2 separate regions of the Homo sapiens genome follow, and region 1 is linked to region 2. Evidence: read pairs that join two places in POLR2A ChIA-PET (ENCODE). Cell type or tissue: GM12878. All regions are shown on one strand. Links, peaks and the distances in the headings refer to the core of each region. The heading gives the core; the rest is flanking DNA. Region 1 overlaps MRTFB (myocardin related transcription factor B). Region 2 overlaps MIR193BHG (MIR193b-365a host gene).

Evidence for each region. Peaks named below come from ENCODE experiments on the same cell type or tissue, not always from the same donor. Only the 100,000 strongest peaks of a DNase experiment are listed, where the experiment ranks them.
Region 1: POLR2A ChIA-PET joins it to region 2 with 5 read pairs; 2 of 35 experiments call an interaction of 5 or more read pairs at or near these places.

What each region holds. Positions count from the first base shown.
Region 1 is chr16:14,103,705-14,106,613 of GRCh38, reverse strand. The region is part of intron 2 of MRTFB (myocardin related transcription factor B); the gene reads right to left. Among named protein-coding and RNA genes, the nearest start is that of MRTFB, 34 kb to the right of the region's middle. In GM12878, for the core only: no CTCF peak of the experiment used is centred there; no DNase peak of the experiment used is centred there; H3K27ac peaks cover 188 bases.
Region 2 is chr16:14,309,516-14,312,424 of GRCh38, reverse strand. All of the region lies in intron 1 of MIR193BHG (MIR193b-365a host gene), which reads right to left. Among named protein-coding and RNA genes, the nearest start is that of MIR365A, 1.7 kb to the right of the region's middle. RefSeq lists enhancers at 1,408-1,547, 1,648-1,767, 1,559-1,853 and a silencer at 1,679-1,973. In GM12878, for the core only: a CTCF peak has its summit at 1,680; a DNase peak (open chromatin) is centred at 1,714; H3K4me3 peaks cover 1,646 bases; H3K27ac peaks cover 1,861 bases.

The sequences.
Region 1 (2,909 bases), core at 201-2,700, 210 kb after region 2:
TCAAACTTTGAGCTCTACCCTTTACAGAGAGTCTCCCATTTAATCCTCACAGCAACCCCATGAGGTTTGGAGAGGCTAAATAACTCACTCACATAGTTACAGTCAAGTGGCGTAGCTGATTCAGTCTACACTCGATCAGCCCATGAATTCAAAAATTTAAGATCCCCCAAATATTTCTTAACAGTATAGGTAAGAAGTATAGTGATTTGAAAGAACTGATTTAAAGTAACTCCTCACCTCTCAGCCCTTACCTATGCAGTTTCCCTTGTAGGAACACCACCTTCGTCCCACCTCTCTACTGGCAAATTGCTACACATCCTTAAAGTCACGGCAAGCACTCCCCAACTCCCCTCAGCAGCACTCCCACTGCACCTGGCACTCACTGCCATTCTATCTACCTCCTGCTCTAGTCCATGTGTCTGTTTATTATTTACCAGGAGAATCTGAGCTCCATGGGGTTGAGAACCTTGCCTTTTCACCTCCATTCCCAGGTTTCTAGCACAGTACCTACCACACACACAAGTGTACAGTAAATATCTGTTCTTGAAATCATTATTGTGGTAGCATTAAGAGACTTAGTTTGCAACATCTATCTTTCACAGCAGATCTGTATCACAATCTACACCATAACTTTCAACAATTCATATTTGTTTCCATAGCAACTAGGGAAAGTGCTCCTTATAATACTAGGAAAGGCAAGCTCTACCTTAAGGTTCAACCCACTGAAATACTTCACAATCACTTGCTTTTTGTTCTTAGTGTGAAGAGACAGAATGACAGCATTTTAACTTTACGTCTTTAAGAACACCTTAACTTTAATAATGACAGTAAAGCTTATTTTTTCATAAGTACTAGAGTTTTCATTGACAAAAGGACAGCATCTTATTAATTCACAAATCTAAAATACCCTTAAGAGTCCAGGTGCTGTGGCTCACACCTGTAATCCCAGCACTTTGGGAGGCTGAGGTGAGAGGATCACTTAAGGCCAGGAGTTTGAGACCAGCCTGGGCAACACAGTGAGACCCTATCTTTACAAAAAATTTTAAAAATTAGCTGGGTACGGTAGCACGTGCCTATAGTTCCAGCTACTCGGGAGGCTGAGGCAGGAGGATTACTTGAGCACAGGAGTTTAAGGCTGCAGTGAGCCATGGTTATGCCACCGCACTGATGCCTGGGCAACAGAGCGAGACCCTGTCTCAAAAAAAAAAAAATCATAAGAGAAGGATACATCTAATCAGGGCATAGCTATACAAAGTGCAACTTTTCTTTTTTTAAAGTAAACATCATTCCTTTCTGATGACCTTTTATAAAAGATGTCATCAACAATTTAGGAAAGAGACAAAGGAGAAACTTCTCTGGTCTAATTTAAAAGACAGCAATGAGGTACAAGGGGTAGTATGAGAACTTCCCAAGGCCTCTATCAGCTCAGTTATTTTCACTCAAAGGAAAGAAATAATGGGTTCCATTTTTCATTCTTAATTAGAATGCTCACTTTCTGAGAGTTTACTGACTTCTATAACACTAAATTTTCCATTAGTTCTGGGCATCAGTTCACTTACTTTTTTTTAAACAGATGGCCTCGTACTTTCATCCACTCCCTCCACTCCTAATTATCAGACCAAGAAAGGGGCACTGATGGCATCCTGACAGCCCTAAGTTCTAACAAGGATAACGAAGCAGAAATGTCAATACGCTTCAGTGCCATGTGTCCTCTAACTACTCAGCTACAATGTCTTCAACATGGCAGGCCAACAAAATGTAGATATGATCAATCAAACATCCGAATTGGGAGGGCTATCCAATGAATGGAATAGCTATTCCGTGAAAATGGACTGCGGTGCCTACATCCCTGCATTAAGTAAATCCTAAAGGAAAAGATTTCATATAAAATTTACTGAGGTTCTCATGCTTATGTTTTAAAAACCTTTCTCACAACTTACTGCTGGAAATAACTGCATATAAACGAAAACAATTCTCATTTTTTTGTTTGGATTCCTTATGACAAATGGGGTACTTTTTGTTTATAAAGCGAAACCCCAACACTTTGAATAATGAAGCCTTCAAATAGTACTGAGATTTATTGATACATCTGAAAGCTAAGGCTCTGCTACAGGAAGAGACTCACAGAACTGCACCATGTCATCCTGCCTGAGTGTAAAATGTACAGGCATCAGTCTACTGGATAAGCTTCCTTGTAAAGTCTACTTGCTCACCAGTGCTTCTGCTGCTGTGGAGAACATGAATTTCAGGAGTAAATGAGACCATGTCATGTTGCTCCCTGATGTCTCTATCAGAAACCCTTAGAAATGGTGAAAAGGTAATGAAAGAGAAAGTGCTCATTCTATGCTCAGCCCAGACAGTCACACCTTTAGGGGTCCTTCCTATCTGAATAAATACACAGTGTTCAGTCTTTCTGGCTAAATTTCAGTTCAGGGCCTGGCCTCATACCTAAACACACCCTCCACTCTATAACATGTCAAAATTCATTTGTAATTTTTATAAGTTTTTTCACTCTGGTTAAGAGCACCCTCTGAAAAGAAACTGTCATCTATGAAGTAGGGAGATTATACTTCAGTACAAATGTCACTTTATCATGTCATTTCATTATTTTTTTCCTCAATCCCAGCCAATACTAAATCATGGTTTCTATGTCTCAGCAGCCAGAAACCAGGCAGAGTTTCTCCCACAGGGAAGTTACAAATTCATCTGACTGCAGAGAGCTTAAATTCTTAATATTTCTCTACAGTAAAGATAGAGAAACAGAGGCCAGTTGCCTCTTTAAAACTGCTACTCTTTCAATTTCAATAATTTCTATTTCAACACCTAATTTATGCCAATCCTTGGCTGGACTGACTTGGACGAAGGCATTAGAAGCAGACTATATTTGTAGCAAACTGGGCTAATTTATG
Region 2 (2,909 bases), core at 220-2,719:
TGGGACTACAGGCGTGCACCACCTCGCCTGGCTAATTTTTGTATTTTTAGTAGAGACGGGGTTTCACCGTGTTAGCCAGGATGGTCTTGATCACCTGAGCTCGTGATCCTCATGCCTCGGCCTCCCAAAGTGCTGGCATTACAGGCATGAGCCACCACGCCCGGCTCATATGCTTTTTTCTCCTATTAATCCACTTGTTGTCAGTCATTTCTTTGGTAAAAACTTTTAAAAAATAAATATAAAATAGGGACAAGGTCTCACTATGTTGCCCAGGAACATTTTGAACTCCTGAGCTCAAGTGATCCTCCCACCTCGGCCTCCCAAAGTACTAGGATTACTGGCGTGAGCCACCATGCCTGGCCTGTCAGTTATTTTTAGCAAACTTTTAGCGGGTGAAGGGGCAGCCTTCCCTTGCCTCCTATGCTATGTGTTCTGGGAGTTGACTCATGACAGACATGTATGCATGATCCCTTCCTGAGATCCTAACACCAAGTATTCAGCGTGAAATTTCCATCGTAACGTGGGATTATTTCTTTTTTTTCCTTTCTTTCTTTTTTTTTTTTTTTTTTTGAGACGGAGTCTCGCTCTGTTGCCCAGGCTGGAGTGCAGTGGCTCAATCTCCGTTCCCTGCAAGCTCCGCCTCCCGGGTTCACGCCATTCTCCTGCCTCAGCCTCCCGAGTAGCTGGGACTACAGGCGCCCGCCACCACACCCGGCTAACTTTTTTGTATTTTTAGTAGAGACGGGGTTTCACCATGTTAGCCAGGATGGTCTCGATCCCCTGACCTCGTGATCCACCCGCCTTGGCCTCCCAAAGTGCTGGGATTACAGGCGTGAGCCACCGCACCCGGCTGGATTATTTCTTTGATTCTTTTGTCTGTCTCCCCTGACTCAACTGTGAGCCCCATGCGGGCAGGGGCTGTCTGGCTCCCTGCTGTACCTCCAGCACCTGGCACCCAGCTCCGCACACAGTAGGGCCTCAGCAGCCATCTATCCAGGGAAGGAAGGGCAGAAGCAGTGTCTAGCCACAGCAATCTGACCCAGAAGCAACAATCACAGCTCTCTTGAGTTTCTAGCCTGCGTGATTTACAAGCTTGTTTTGGGCAGGACTAGGTGGCATGCACCTGTAGCCCAACCACTTTGGGAGGCCGAGGCAGGACGATCGCTTGAGCTCAGGAGTTCGAGGCTGCAGTGAGCTTTGACTGCACCGCTGCAATCCAGCCTGAGTGACAAAGAGAGACCCTGTCTCAATTAAAAAAAAAAAAAAAAAAAAAAAGGTTGTTTTGGGGGAATCTCCAACAGCTCAGGAAACCATCTCATCGGCTCCAGGCTTTTCTCACTTGAGGTCCCCGACACTGTGCAGGTGGAAAGATTTAAGGGGCTCCTGAGAGCCCAGCCCCCATCCTGGCAGGCTGCAGGGGGTGGGTGGGGGGTGCGTTCTGGCAGCAGGGCCGGCAGCTGTCTGCAGGCCTCTCAGTGCCTGCTCTAGCTGGCCAGCGGGGGCCCGCTGCCACCCCCCACCCCATGATGCAGCAGAAAGTGAAACCGCAGTTGGCCCCTGCCGGCTGGGACTGATCACCCATGGTTTCCCTGCAAAACCAGAGTCCCAGGGGGCTGGTGGGCAGCTGGCTCCCAGGTCCGGCACAGTGAGGCCTGTCAGGCAAGTGCCCCTAGAGGCCAAGGGAGGTGCCCTGGCCAGAAAGGAGGGTGCTGAGTCATCGTGACCCTAAAATGAGAGAGAAATCTGAGCTATGGATCAATGCAGGAGTGGGGGGGTGAGGGGTCCCAGTGGTGTCGGTGAGCAGGGAAGGGTGGTTTCCCGACCCCCAAAAGGAAGATGTGTGACACCCAGTTTTGTCATGCTGGAGCCCTCTACAGATCTGAACTGGCAACTCCCCCATCTCCCCCCACCCCTCCCCACACCGACTACAGGAGTGCGGAAAATCCCTGAGATAAACAAGAATTCTCTAAAAGTGGACCTCTGAAACTTTACACACGACTTTCTGATTTCTGTCCCATCCTCAGGGCAGCTGTAGTTGCTTAATATTTTTCTTCCAAAACACCCACTCTTTTTTGTTTAACTGACATCAATTGATGGACAAAAAAAGGGCCCCTGTCTCCCGACCCTAAATGGAAAACCAACCAATTGCCTGAAGTACAAATCAGCGGTGCAAAGAATACCTACTAGAATAATTTTCACCTTTAGCCGGCGCCGCTTAAAATCAGAGATGTGCAAATCAGACTTGGGAGTCTGAGTTACAGGTTTCATGCCTGAGGAGCTGGTGGCTCAGAGAGACTGACTCACTTGTCCCGGGTGACACAGCAAGAGAGGCGCAGAGCTCGGGCTGGAATGCAGGCCTGGCTGATCCCAGAAACCCAGGCTCAGTGCTGGGCTGCCGTCTCCCCACCCATGAATTCCTCTGTGTGTATTCATATTATTACCTTCCATGTTTAATGCATGGACTCTCCAATTTTCAAAGCACCTTCAGAGCTTATACAACGTTAGAGCTTTTTATATATAACATTGGCTACATCCAAGAACCCTTTGAAGCCAGAGCAGGGGGTGCTGCCCCTCCCTTGGTGTATGGGGAAACTGAGGCAGCGAGCGGGGAAAGTGTTCTGTCTCAGGGAGCTAGCAGGAAAGCCAGGACTGCCCCAGGGCCCCCTGCCAAGGCGATGATCCCGGAGGCCCTGGCTGCAAGGACCAGGCCTCGTCAAACAGGTAACACTTGTTTCTTTCCGCTTTCCCTACCTCCCCCTACAACCCCCCAGAGCAAATGCTGACGCTGATGGGGAGCCACAGCTGTACTCCTTCCCAGGCCGGATCTCAGCGTCTGCCCCTGGAGGGCAAAAGCACGTTTAGCAACCAGTGTCTGCGCATGGCGTCTTTCAATTTTTCACAGTGATAAC